3 separate regions of the Homo sapiens genome follow, and regions 2 and 3 are each linked to region 1. A link is a contact called in ENCODE Hi-C data. All regions are on one chromosome and are shown on one strand. Each heading gives the region's core, a stretch centred on a gene start or an enhancer-like site at or near the end of the contact. The rest is flanking DNA. Distances are from core to core; before and after follow the strand shown. Region 1 holds the start of TPCN1 (two pore segment channel 1). Region 2 holds the start of RAB35 (RAB35, member RAS oncogene family). Region 3 holds the start of CKAP4 (cytoskeleton associated protein 4).

Region 1 (3,570 bases), core at 600-3,099:
AACTGACTTCTTCCTCGAATCATTGGAACAACTCCAAGCAAATCCTTGTGCATCCACAGGGAACAGTACAACGTTTTGAAACAAGGCAGCGAAAGTAAACATCATTCTACTTGCTGCTAAGCCCGTAGCTCTCTGCCCAGCACACTTCCTGTGAGTTTTTTTTTCTTAAGTTTCCTCCAGATCTGGGGATTTATTTTGCTTTTAAATCTCAGCAGTGGAAAGGCAGAAGAGGAAATCCCAGATGAGACACTACTATTTGGCAGTCTTAAGAATTATGGTTGTATTGTCGTTTTGGTTTAACTTTTTACCACAGATATTTTCAAACATTCTCAAAAGTGCAGAGAATATATACGTGAACTTCCTTGTATCCATTACTCAGCTTTGACAATTATCTCCCATGTTTACTTTGAAGGCAGGAGAATTTATTAACTCACAGAGAAGAGGTTTCTTAATGTTACCATTATCATAATGGCTAGTGGTTTCTATGTTTTAACTCACGGCTGTCCAACCTTTTGGCTTCCCTGGGCCACGCTGGAAGAACTATCTTGGGCCACACATAAAATACACTACCATTAATGATGAGCTAAAAAAAAAGAGGCAGGGGGGTTGTTCATGCATAATTTTCATGATATCTGCCACCATAGATTAAAGTCCTCGCATTCAAATGCTTCAACACGGTTGTTTAACTGTTTAATATATGACTGCTTGCCTGCCTGTACTGCCTTTGCCCACTGGCTTTCAACTGGGGTGATTTTTGCCCCCATGGGGACATCGGCAATGTCTGGAGACATCTTGACTGTCACAACTTGGGAGTGGGGGGATTGCTGGTGGGTGGAGTCCAGGTATGCCACTGAACTTGCTTCAATGCACAGGTGAGACCTCCCGAAACAGAATTATGTGGCTCAAAATGTCAACTGAGCTGCTGTTGAAAAATCCTATCTTAGCTAATATCCCCACTTTAGGAATGAGGAAATTGAAGCTTGGAGTGGTTAACTTGCCTTTTATAAGTTTCAACCCAGGCAGTCTGAATCAGGGACCCTGCCTGCTTAACCATTACCCTATATACACCTACGACTAGAACCAGTCCCCTGATTTGAATTCAAACACGTCATTTTTCCAGACAGACAAAAATGAGGCCCAGAGAGGGGAAGAGACTTGCCCAAGGTCACACAGTGGAGGAGTAGGGCTAGAACCCGGGACTCCTGCGTCCTGGTCCAGTGTTCCCTCCGCGGGCTTTGCTTCTGCCTCTACAGAGGACCCAACTGGCCAGCGCTGGGGAAAGGGCCTAGGGGAAGAGGTTCAGCTACCATCCCGCTGTCCGCTGGGGCAGCCTGACCCAGGCACAAGACTCCTGTGGGGTCACCTAAGGGCGCCAGGGAGAAGAGCGAGGGAGGGAGGAAGAAGGAGGCAGGACAGCTGGCTCCAGCTCCACGTGCTCCCAGCCCCTGGCTGGGAGCCCACGTGAGGGTCGCCCTAAGAAGTCGGGGGCGAGGAGAGAGGGTGCAAAGCCCCGGCCCGGGCTGGACGGAGAGAAGCGCGGTGGAGACTTCCCTGCGCCCCCTCTGGGCCCGTACGGCCCACCTCCCACACCAGAGTGCTGCGCCGCAACCCCTTACTCCGCGTCCTCTGACCCCTGATCCCTGCCCTCTCCCTCGGGCCAAGCCGTCGCATCCCTCGGATTCTTACACGCGCCGCCCCAGCAACCCGGACCGCGCGCCGGGGTCCGCACCGCGCAGCCTAGCCCGCCGGCGCCGCCGCCAAAACCCCGAGCCCGAAGCTGTTGCAGCCGCCGCAGCCGCCGAAGCCGCCGCCACTTCAGCCACTGCCACCAGGGCAGCTGCGCCAGCTCTCCTATCCACCGCCTACCGTCCTCTCAACCCCGCTGGCCCCGCCCCATTTCCCCTTCACAGCGTCCTACTGGCTAACTGGGCTACCGTGATGAACTCTGATTGGCCAACTATCACGTCCTTCCGCAGGTCTCGCCCGCCGCCGATGCGGTACTCCCTGCCCGCCTCCTTAAGAAGGGGCGGGACGAAGAATCCACGCCCCTTACTCCTCCCTTGTTCCCCGCCTTACTCGTTGAGTCCAACCCAGAGGGAGTCCCAAGTCTTTCCATTGGTGAAAGGTCAAAATGGCGGTGCTTCTGATTGGTCAGACTTCAGGAGGTGGGGACAACTGAGCGGAACAATAAATTGAATGGTGAAAAGAAAGGTCAGTCAGACACCGAGTCTCGCCTTCTGAGATTGGCGGGTAACCTAGCAACGCAGGGACCGCGGCGGTAACTGTGGCTAGGGAAACCTGGAGCGGTCAGAGCAGGTGAGTAGCCAGTTGGGAAAGGGTCGCGGATCGGGGGAGATGTGGAATAGGGTTCAGCCCTCTGTCCTTTGGCTCCCTGAGGAATTAGAAGCCCCCGCTGCGATCTCGTCTCAGCTTCAGGACCCTGTCCCTCAGCTCCTGCCTTAGTCTGGACCTTTCGCTCCACAACCTGCAGGGAGCCGGCCTCCATTCTGCCCTTCTACCTGCCCACTTCATGGCTCCACTCCCTCATCCCTAAAACGAGGAGGACAACAGTCAAGCAGAGTCATATCGTAGTTAACTTATTTCAAGTCAAACATGGGAGCTGTGGGTGGGAGGGGAGTTTATAAGTCCCCTCCCATTTCACCCAACGGCCATACGTTCCTCGGTGAGCAGGCAATCTCACTTCAGTGTTTAAATTAGGTAGTTTTGTTTGTTTGTTTTGTTGTTGTTGTTGTTGTTTTTGCCGAGCATGGTGGCTCACGCCTGTAATCCCAGCACTTTGGGAGGCCGAGGCGGGCAGATCACTTGAGGTCAGGAGTTCTAGGCCAGCCTAGCCAGTATGGTGAAACCCCATCTCTACTGAAAATACAAAAATTAGCTGAGCATGGAGGCGCACCTGTAATCCCAACTACTCGGGAGGCTAAGGCACGAGAATCACTTGAACCCGGGAGACTTAGGTTGCAGTAAGCCAAGATAGCGCCATTGCACTCCAGCCCGGGCAACAGAGCAAGACTCTGTCTCAAATAAATAAATAAATTAGGTAATTTTTATTACACCACTTTTGCCTTTATCCTAACTTTGGAATTTAACTCCCATCTCCATCCTTAAGATGTGATCTCATTGTACCTACTGAAGACAGAGAGTTTCTTGTGATGATTAAATGAGGCTAAGGGCCGGGCGCGGTGGCTCAGCCTGTAATCCCAGCACTTTGGGAGGCCGAGGCCAGCAGATCACCTGGGCCAGCAGATCACCTGAGGCCAGGAGTTTGCGACTAGCCTGGCCAACATGGTGAAACCCTGTCTCTACTAAAAATACAAAAATTAGCCGGGCCTGGTGGCGTGTGCCTGTGATCCCAGCTACTCAGGAGGCTGAGCGGGAGAATTTCTTGAACCCGGGTGGTGGAGGTTGCAGCGAGCCGAGATCGTGCCACTGCACTCCAGTCTGGGTGATAGAGCGAGACTCCAGCTCAAAAAATAAATAAATAAATAAATAAATAAATAAGGCTGAGGTGGGAGAATTGCTTGATCGCAAGAGGCGGAGGTTGCGGTGAGC
Region 2 (3,293 bases), core at 473-2,972, 6.9 Mb before region 1:
TCTCCCTAGCCAGTACCTTCAGATTCCAAGCTCATGTTATTTCGATATCACCACACTGATTCTCAGCTCCCGGAAAAACAACTCAAGGCTTGAGTCAGACACTCCATGTGTTGTTCAATGATCCCGCCTGCAACAATGTTTATTATAACCAAAAAATATAAACAGCATGAATGTCTATTAATAGCGGAGTGGTTAAATAATAGTACATCCGATGGTTATCGGATGGAGTACCATACCACGCAGATGTTAAATGATAAAAGTGTACTGTTAAATAGAAAAAGCAAGGTATGTACATATATGTTTGTACAGGCAAAGGAAATTCACTGGGGGGCACTTATTCATTCAACAAATATGTGTTAAGCATTTTAAGGTTACCTGTGAAACTAACAGGGGTTACCTGTGAGGAGTGCTTCAGAAGGAAAAATAGTAACTTGTACTTTTCAGTAAACTTCTGCACATAATTTTAAGGACGAACATTGTTTTTTTTTTTTGAGACGGAGTTTCGCTCTTGTTGCCCAGAATGGAGTGCAATGGCGAGATCTCAGCTCACTGCAACCTCCGCCTCCCGGGTTCAAGCGATTCTCCCGCCTCAGCCTCCCGGCATTGCTTTTTATAAAGTCAAAAGAAAAGGAAGTTTGATAAAACAAGTAGAACTATCCGATAAATACTCGCCTGGAAAGGGACAGGATTATAAGAAACAGGTAATAAGGAGCTTAAAACCCTCTGCAGTTCTGCAGTGAGGATGGTCGTGGGGGCATACAACTTTCCGTTTCAGGTCAGTTTAGGTAGGGCAGGTGGGAACTCACTCTAAAACGAGAAACCGGGGCTGATGACAAAATGCACACGTTTAGCTTCTGGCGGCCCAGGTCTTCCTAGCCGCAGATTCTGAGACGTGTATCTGCAGGTGGTGTGAAATTGAAGCCGGGGGAGCGGTTGCTTTCGGTCTCCGAGGTGCGCCTTGCACACTGGGTCATTCAGCTCCCAGGCTCGGCTCGGAGCTGGACCACTCCCTCCCCTCCACCAAAGAGGCAATGTGGGCTCCAAGAGGTCACAGCGCTGGGATGGGATTTCGACCCCGCGCTGCCCTCAAAGGCCACCTCCTCGCAGCTCTGCTCCCGCCGGCAGCTCCCGTTCTGTCCAACTCGGAAGCCGCCCGCCGCCCTCGGCGTCCACTCCACAGGCCCGGGGCCGGGGCCAGCTCCGCGGGGGAGGGGTCGGTGCGGAAGGGGCGGGGTACCGGGCCTTCCCCGCGCGACTCTGCCTTCTACGGCCCCGGCCCCTGCCTCTGGAAACCCGGAGCTCGTGCGAGCCCCGCCCCACGGTCGCGGCGTGCCTGTCATTTCCTCTCCGCAGGGCGTGCGGGTCTCGAAGATGAGGGAGCAACAACGTCCACGACCGGGCTTCTCCGGCACCTTGGGCTTCTTTCCGCTGGGACTCGACAGCGGCTCGGCTCCGCAAGCTCTCAGCGCCCAGGGTGGCGGCGACGACGCTCCCCGAGGAGACGCGAGGAAGACGGGCCCGCGCTTGCTGGGACTCCGTCAGGGCGCGTGCGCGACCCGGGCGCGGCCGGCTCAGGCTGCGGCTGCGCAAGGCGGTGCCAGACGCTGCGCCTGCGCAGTGGTGGGGCGGGGCGGGAAGGAGGGAGGCGGTGGTAGCGGCGGCGGCTGCTGAGGAGGAGGAGGGGGAGCGGAGGGAGGTGTTTCTGTCAGTTCCGGCTGTTTGTTCGGGAAGTGGATCCGCCGCTGCCGGAGCAGCCCGAAGGGAGCTGCGGATCGCGAGGCCAGTACCGACCCCGCCCGCCCGCGCGCACCGCCCCCGCCCGCCATGGCCCGGGACTACGACCACCTCTTCAAGCTGCTCATCATCGGCGACAGCGGTGAGGGCCGCAGCGGCCGGAGGCGGCGCGGGCCCTGCCGGGCGCGGCCCGCGGGGGCCTCGGGGCGGCAGGCGGGCGGGGAGGTGCCGGCCCGTGCGGGGCGGGCGGGCGGGGCAGCCCGGCGGTCTGGGCCCCAGGGGTGCGCCGAGGGGCTCCGGACCGCGCCGAGGGGAGGTTGGGGCGCGGGGCGGAGGGGCCAAGCGCGCCGGGTCCAGTCATCGCGCCTGTTCCTGCCTCACGTGTGACCTTGGTCAAGTCGCGCGATCTCTGGAGTTGGAGAGACGTGGGTTCGAGTCTCAGGACTACCACCTGCCTCGCGCTGACCTTGGGCAAGTTGCTTCGCCGTCCTGAGCCTCAGTTCCCTCATCTGAGAAGTGGGGATGTGCCTTGCTGGGTGGTGTGAGGATTCGATGGGATAAAGTAGGAAAAGTGCGTAGCGCCCTACCCGGTAAAGTAAGCTCGAAGTAAATGTTCACTATTGTCATTATCATCAGTATCCTTTATAAGCGTCAGTTTCTTCCCATCTAAAATGAGGACGTTCTCAGAACCTGCCTCATGGGATTGCCGTGAGGTTTAAATGAGGTAAGTCGGATAAAGGGCTTTGCACAGGGTCTGGCATATTCCTGCTGAATTATTATATCCCTGCGTGGTTCAGTTTCCTCATCTGTAAGATGGAATGATAGTTGGATCTGCCTTATGGGGTTGATGTGAGTATTAAGTGAGATTCTGCAGTGTTGCTCACAGCTCCTGGCACATAGTGAGTTGTCACTGTTTGCTGTTACACTACTATATACAGAGGGGTCCTGGGGATGGGACAGCCAAAATTATAAAAGTGCTTTGGCCACACACACACACTGCTTGAGGGCTCCTAGCTCTGATCACTGCTCTAGCTCCAGTGCCTAGAACAGTGCCTGGCACCCAGTACATGCTTAAGACATATTTGCAGAAGGAATTAATGAATATTAAGTGTCCTTCGAAAAGGTAGACTGGTTTCTGGGAAAAGGTGGAGGGTTTTAGAGCTGTTTGGAGTGTGGCAGGTGAGCAGGTTTATGGAGTGACCAAGAGGTCAGGAAGGCAGGCCCCAGAAGGTTTATGGGAGCGAAACTGAGGTGCTGGGGTTATATGATGTTCATGAAAGAGTCTTGGGAGCATGCTCAGTTTGTAGACCAGACCTGAGCTGAGTGTGGGGAGGGATGTCTTATGATTGGAGGCAGAGGCCAGGCTGGTGGTAGAGCCCATGGACTGTTAAGGAAAGGGGATCAAATCAAGTGAGCGGTATGACTTGGGATGTAGGAGTGTTGGGTAGCGATGTCAGAGCTAGGTCAGGGAAGTGGGTGGTTTTGGCCTCCCTTTTAAAGCTGGATGGAGATGTGGTTGGTGGTTTGGATCAGGTGAAGGATGGCTGAGGTTTCCGTGG
Region 3 (3,797 bases), core at 451-2,950, 7.0 Mb after region 1:
GGGCAGGCACACAAGTGTTCATTCATTCACTGGAGGCTTTTAGCAACACCTTATAAAGCGAGAAAGAAGGAGAAATATAAACTATGGTTGCTTCCAGTCCTCAGGGAGGGGAGACATACCTGGCACACAGTGGGCCCTCAACAAAGGTTTGCTATATTGAACTAACATATATGCCTCTCGTTGCAATTACTTGCTAAGTCCCATGAGAGGTATCAAATGGTGTTATAGGGAAAGCATCATCAAAGAGGTGGCATTTGAACCCTATAGGCTTTAAGGGCAGGGCATGGTTTTGTCTTTGTTTACAGAACTGGGAGGAGGTTACAGACAGAAGAAACAGCATTCCTACTACACACAGTGCCAGGTGCACACAGTGCCAGGCACACATCACTCACCAGAAACTGGGGAAAGCAGTGGAATTGAGTGAGTTCTGTCCCTGCCCCGGCACCAATTAGACTGAGTGAGTGGGCAAGTTGCTTAACTTCCCTGGGCCCCCGTTTCCTTCCCATTCTGAAGTGATTAAGCTGCACAGACTTCAGAAAGAAGCAGACTGAGTGAGGTTCGAATGATGACTATATGTGACCTTGAGCCAATCCGAAGCCGGCTCGCTCAGTCTCAATTTCCTTCCTATAAAATGGGTAAAATAATTTCTACCTCACAGGGCTTTTGTGAGATTTCGAGAACATATGTGAGTCGCTAACCACACAGCCTGGCAATACCAGATTTCCTTTTACAAAAGTAGGGGTGACAACGCTGATCTGCCTCTTTCTGTGTGGCTGCTGCTGCCTCCGCAGCACCCATCCCAGAGGCTGTCAGGAGTAGGGGCCGTGGACAAACTTCATGACCCCGAAAGAGAAAACAGAGCTGAAGGGGCTTCGGGGGGAAAAAGTAAAGAGCTGGCCACAGCAGGCTAACTTGGCTAACGGGGACACTTGGTGAATGCGTCCCCTTGAACAGACTTACCACAGTCGAGAATCTTTGCTAACTCGCATCAACCATGCCTCCCAAGCTGGCTGGATTTTGGACAGCCTTTTTTGTCTCCGCCTTCAAACCCAAGGCAAAGGACAAGGCCCAACCCCATGGCGGGCTGGGAGAGTGAAAGCAGGGGGAGTCCCCCAATTCCCAGCGGAAAGGAAGGGCGATCTGTTCCCACCCGCTGACTCCCACTCCCGGGGCCAGGGCTCCTTGGGCGCCCCCCTTCATTTCTCTCCTCTCCGCACAGGTCGGGAAGGGAGGGGGTCGCGCTTGGCCCGCGGCGCAGGTTCACCCCGGCTTTCGTCCCTCCGACCCCGCCTGGCCGCCCATCCCCGACCCCCGTGGACCCTGCTCGGCCGCCCCGGCTGGGGTCGATCTGGCCCTCCGCCCCCAGCCTGCGTGGAACCCGCCGGGCCGCCAGCCCCACCTCGGCCGCGTCCCCTCCCCTCCGCTCCGCTCTTCTCCCCTCCCCTCGCGGCCACCTCGGTGCCCACCCCGGCCTCCGCAGACCCCGCCGGGACCCCGCCCCGCGCCCAGCCACCCCCGCGCCGGCTTCCCGGCCCCCGTAGACCCCGCCCGGCCCTCCCTCTCCGGGGTCGTGGCGGCGGGGAGGAGGGGCCGCCGGGCCGGCGTGCGTGGCAAGCTCTCCCGGCTCGGCTCGCTCGGCCTCCCTTACCGGGAGGCGGGGTCGGCGCCGCGGCGGCGGAGGCAGGCCCCCTCCTCCCGCCTCCTCGGCCCGGCCTCCTTCCCCGGCCGCGCGTCCTCTCGCCGCTCCGACGCCAGCAGCGCCCGCGTGCCGCTCGCCCAGTCCCGGGGGAGCCCCTGCAAGTTTCCCGGGCCGCGCGCCGCGCTCGCTCGCCTCCCAGCCCGCGGCCCGAGCCGCCGCCGCGCCCGCCATGCCCTCGGCCAAACAAAGGGGCTCCAAGGGCGGCCACGGCGCCGCGAGCCCCTCGGAGAAGGGTGCCCACCCGTCGGGCGGCGCGGATGACGTGGCGAAGAAGCCGCCGCCGGCGCCGCAGCAGCCGCCGCCGCCGCCCGCGCCGCACCCGCAGCAGCACCCGCAGCAGCACCCGCAGAACCAGGCGCACGGCAAGGGCGGCCACCGCGGCGGCGGCGGCGGCGGCGGCAAGTCCTCCTCCTCCTCCTCCGCCTCCGCCGCCGCTGCCGCCGCCGCCGCCTCGTCCTCGGCGTCCTGCTCGCGCAGGCTCGGCAGGGCGCTCAACTTTCTCTTCTACCTCGCCCTGGTGGCGGCGGCCGCTTTCTCGGGCTGGTGCGTCCACCACGTCCTGGAGGAGGTCCAGCAGGTCCGGCGCAGCCACCAGGACTTCTCCCGGCAGAGGGAGGAGCTGGGCCAGGGCTTGCAGGGCGTCGAGCAGAAGGTGGGTACCCCCGGCCCCGCAACTGTCCCCATCGACTGCGGCCTCCGGACCCACGGCCGGGCTCCTTCGTGCTTCCCGACCGGCCCCTAGCGCTGCCTGCCCAGGCCCGGAGGCGGGAGCCGGCCGCTCCTCCTTGGCGGGCCCTGGCCTAGACATCCCACTCCACGCGGCCCCCTAGTTCCGAGGCAGTCCCCAGACCCCCTTTGTTAATGGCTGCGGAGGAATCGGCCCCGAGGGATGGGCCGCCGCGAGGATGCCCAGGCCCGCCTGGCAGGGTGGGCCAAGGGCCTGTCACAGGGCATTAGCGGTGACCTGTAAGGAAGCCGGCAGGCTCCGGGGAGCCCATTCTTTCTGCATTAGGAACCGCTGAATGGGCAGAGCTGTCTGAAAAGGAGGTTGGAAGGGAAGCCAGCGCATCCCTGGAAGCCTCAGGCAAGGCCCCACCTCAGCTCTGCCTGTGGGAGACATCCGAGCGGGGTTTTTAATAGACCCGGAGCTGGCATTCTTACTCATTTGCAGGTCCAAATGAAATACCATCTATCTTTAGGTCCCTTGTCCTGTATTGGACCAGCCTGCCCAGGTGGGCCTTTGACGTAGTCCTACTTCAGCTTTTTTGGGTTTTCTTTTGAGAGGGAGTCTGGCTCTGTCGCCCAGGCTGGAGTGCAGTGGTACGATCTCAGCTCACTGCAACCTCTGCCTCCCAGGTTCCAGCGATTCTCCTGCCTCAGCCTCCTGAGTAGCTGGGATTACAGACATGTGCCACCATACCCAGCTAATTTTTTATTAGTAGTAGAGACAAAGTTTCACCGTATTGGCCAGGCTGGTCTCGAACTTCTGACCTCAAGTGATCCGCCTGCCTCGGCCTCCCAAAGTGCTGGGATTACAGGCGTGAGCCACTGCGCCCGGCCCTACTTCCGCTTTAGGGGAAGAGGAGGGCCAAAAATACTAGATCATACTGGTGAATAATACTTCTAGCCACATTTATATGGTGTTTAGAATGCTTACTCACTCACATATTATCTAATTCTTATAACTACCCTGGGAGGGAGGACTAACAGTTTTGATTTCATTTCCCAGAGCAGAACATTGAGGTTTAGACAGAGGAATGAGTTGACAAAGTCCCCAGCTGGTGAGTGACAGACACACGAGAATGTCTAGGCCACTGCCCTGTTCGTCAAGGGTCCACAGGGGTCCATTTCAGGTATGGATGGACCCAACTCTCAAGGCGAAGGTGCTTAGCTTCCACCCTTCTGTGGTTTTTCCATACCAAGTACAGCCCCTTTGATCTTATTCGCCCTCCACTATGTCATTGCTCAATGAAAGTTGGTTGCAAGACTGAAACAAAAAATCCCGCCACTTCTGATCCCGGAGCCACTGCCTCCTTTTCCCAGCATGCTGTCTGTCCTGCCAAGTTGCTCTCTGCTTTTGTTGAGTGTGCAGGACCAG

What was found. A loop is a pair of places that touch in the nucleus more often than their neighbours do. Pooled maps may share reads with other maps.
Region 2: a pooled map shows a loop between it and region 1 (10-fold over the local background). The contact joins the promoter of RAB35 here to the promoter of TPCN1 in region 1. A Hi-C loop is called at or near these places in 5 of 50 pooled maps.
Region 3: a pooled map shows a loop between it and region 1 (11-fold over the local background). The contact joins the promoter of CKAP4 here to the promoter of TPCN1 in region 1. A Hi-C loop is called at or near these places in 1 of 168 maps with a recorded cell type or tissue (tibial artery), 1 of 37 single-sample maps with no recorded cell type and 5 of 50 pooled maps.

What each region holds. Positions count from the first base shown.
Region 1 is chr12:113,219,743-113,223,312 of GRCh38, reverse strand. TPCN1 (two pore segment channel 1) reads right to left here and starts at 1,849. Exons shown (of 28, transcript NM_017901.6): 1 at 1,687-1,849. It overlaps DRC10 (dynein regulatory complex subunit 10), which reads left to right and starts at 2,219. Exons shown (of 5, transcript NM_001330452.2): 1 at 2,219-2,316. RefSeq lists a silencer at 1-149 and an enhancer at 2,471-2,620.
Region 2 is chr12:120,115,182-120,118,474 of GRCh38, reverse strand. RAB35 (RAB35, member RAS oncogene family) reads left to right here and starts at 1,722. Exons shown (of 6, transcript NM_006861.7): 1 at 1,722-1,876. The coding sequence starts at 1,825. RAB35-AS1 (RAB35 antisense RNA 1) reads right to left here and starts at 1,568. Exons shown (of 1, transcript NR_182302.1): 1 at 1-1,568. RefSeq lists enhancers at 1-154, 947-1,738, 1,739-2,531 and silencers at 656-834, 822-881, 972-1,321, 1,482-1,791, 1,892-2,021.
Region 3 is chr12:106,245,923-106,249,719 of GRCh38, reverse strand. CKAP4 (cytoskeleton associated protein 4) reads left to right here and starts at 1,700. Exons shown (of 2, transcript NM_006825.4): 1 at 1,700-2,351. The coding sequence starts at 1,869. It overlaps LOC124903008 (a long non-coding RNA gene), which reads right to left and starts at 1,448. Exons shown (of 2, transcript XR_007063443.1): 1 at 961-1,448; 2 at 1-49. RefSeq lists silencers at 1,125-1,464, 1,495-1,804, 2,465-2,554.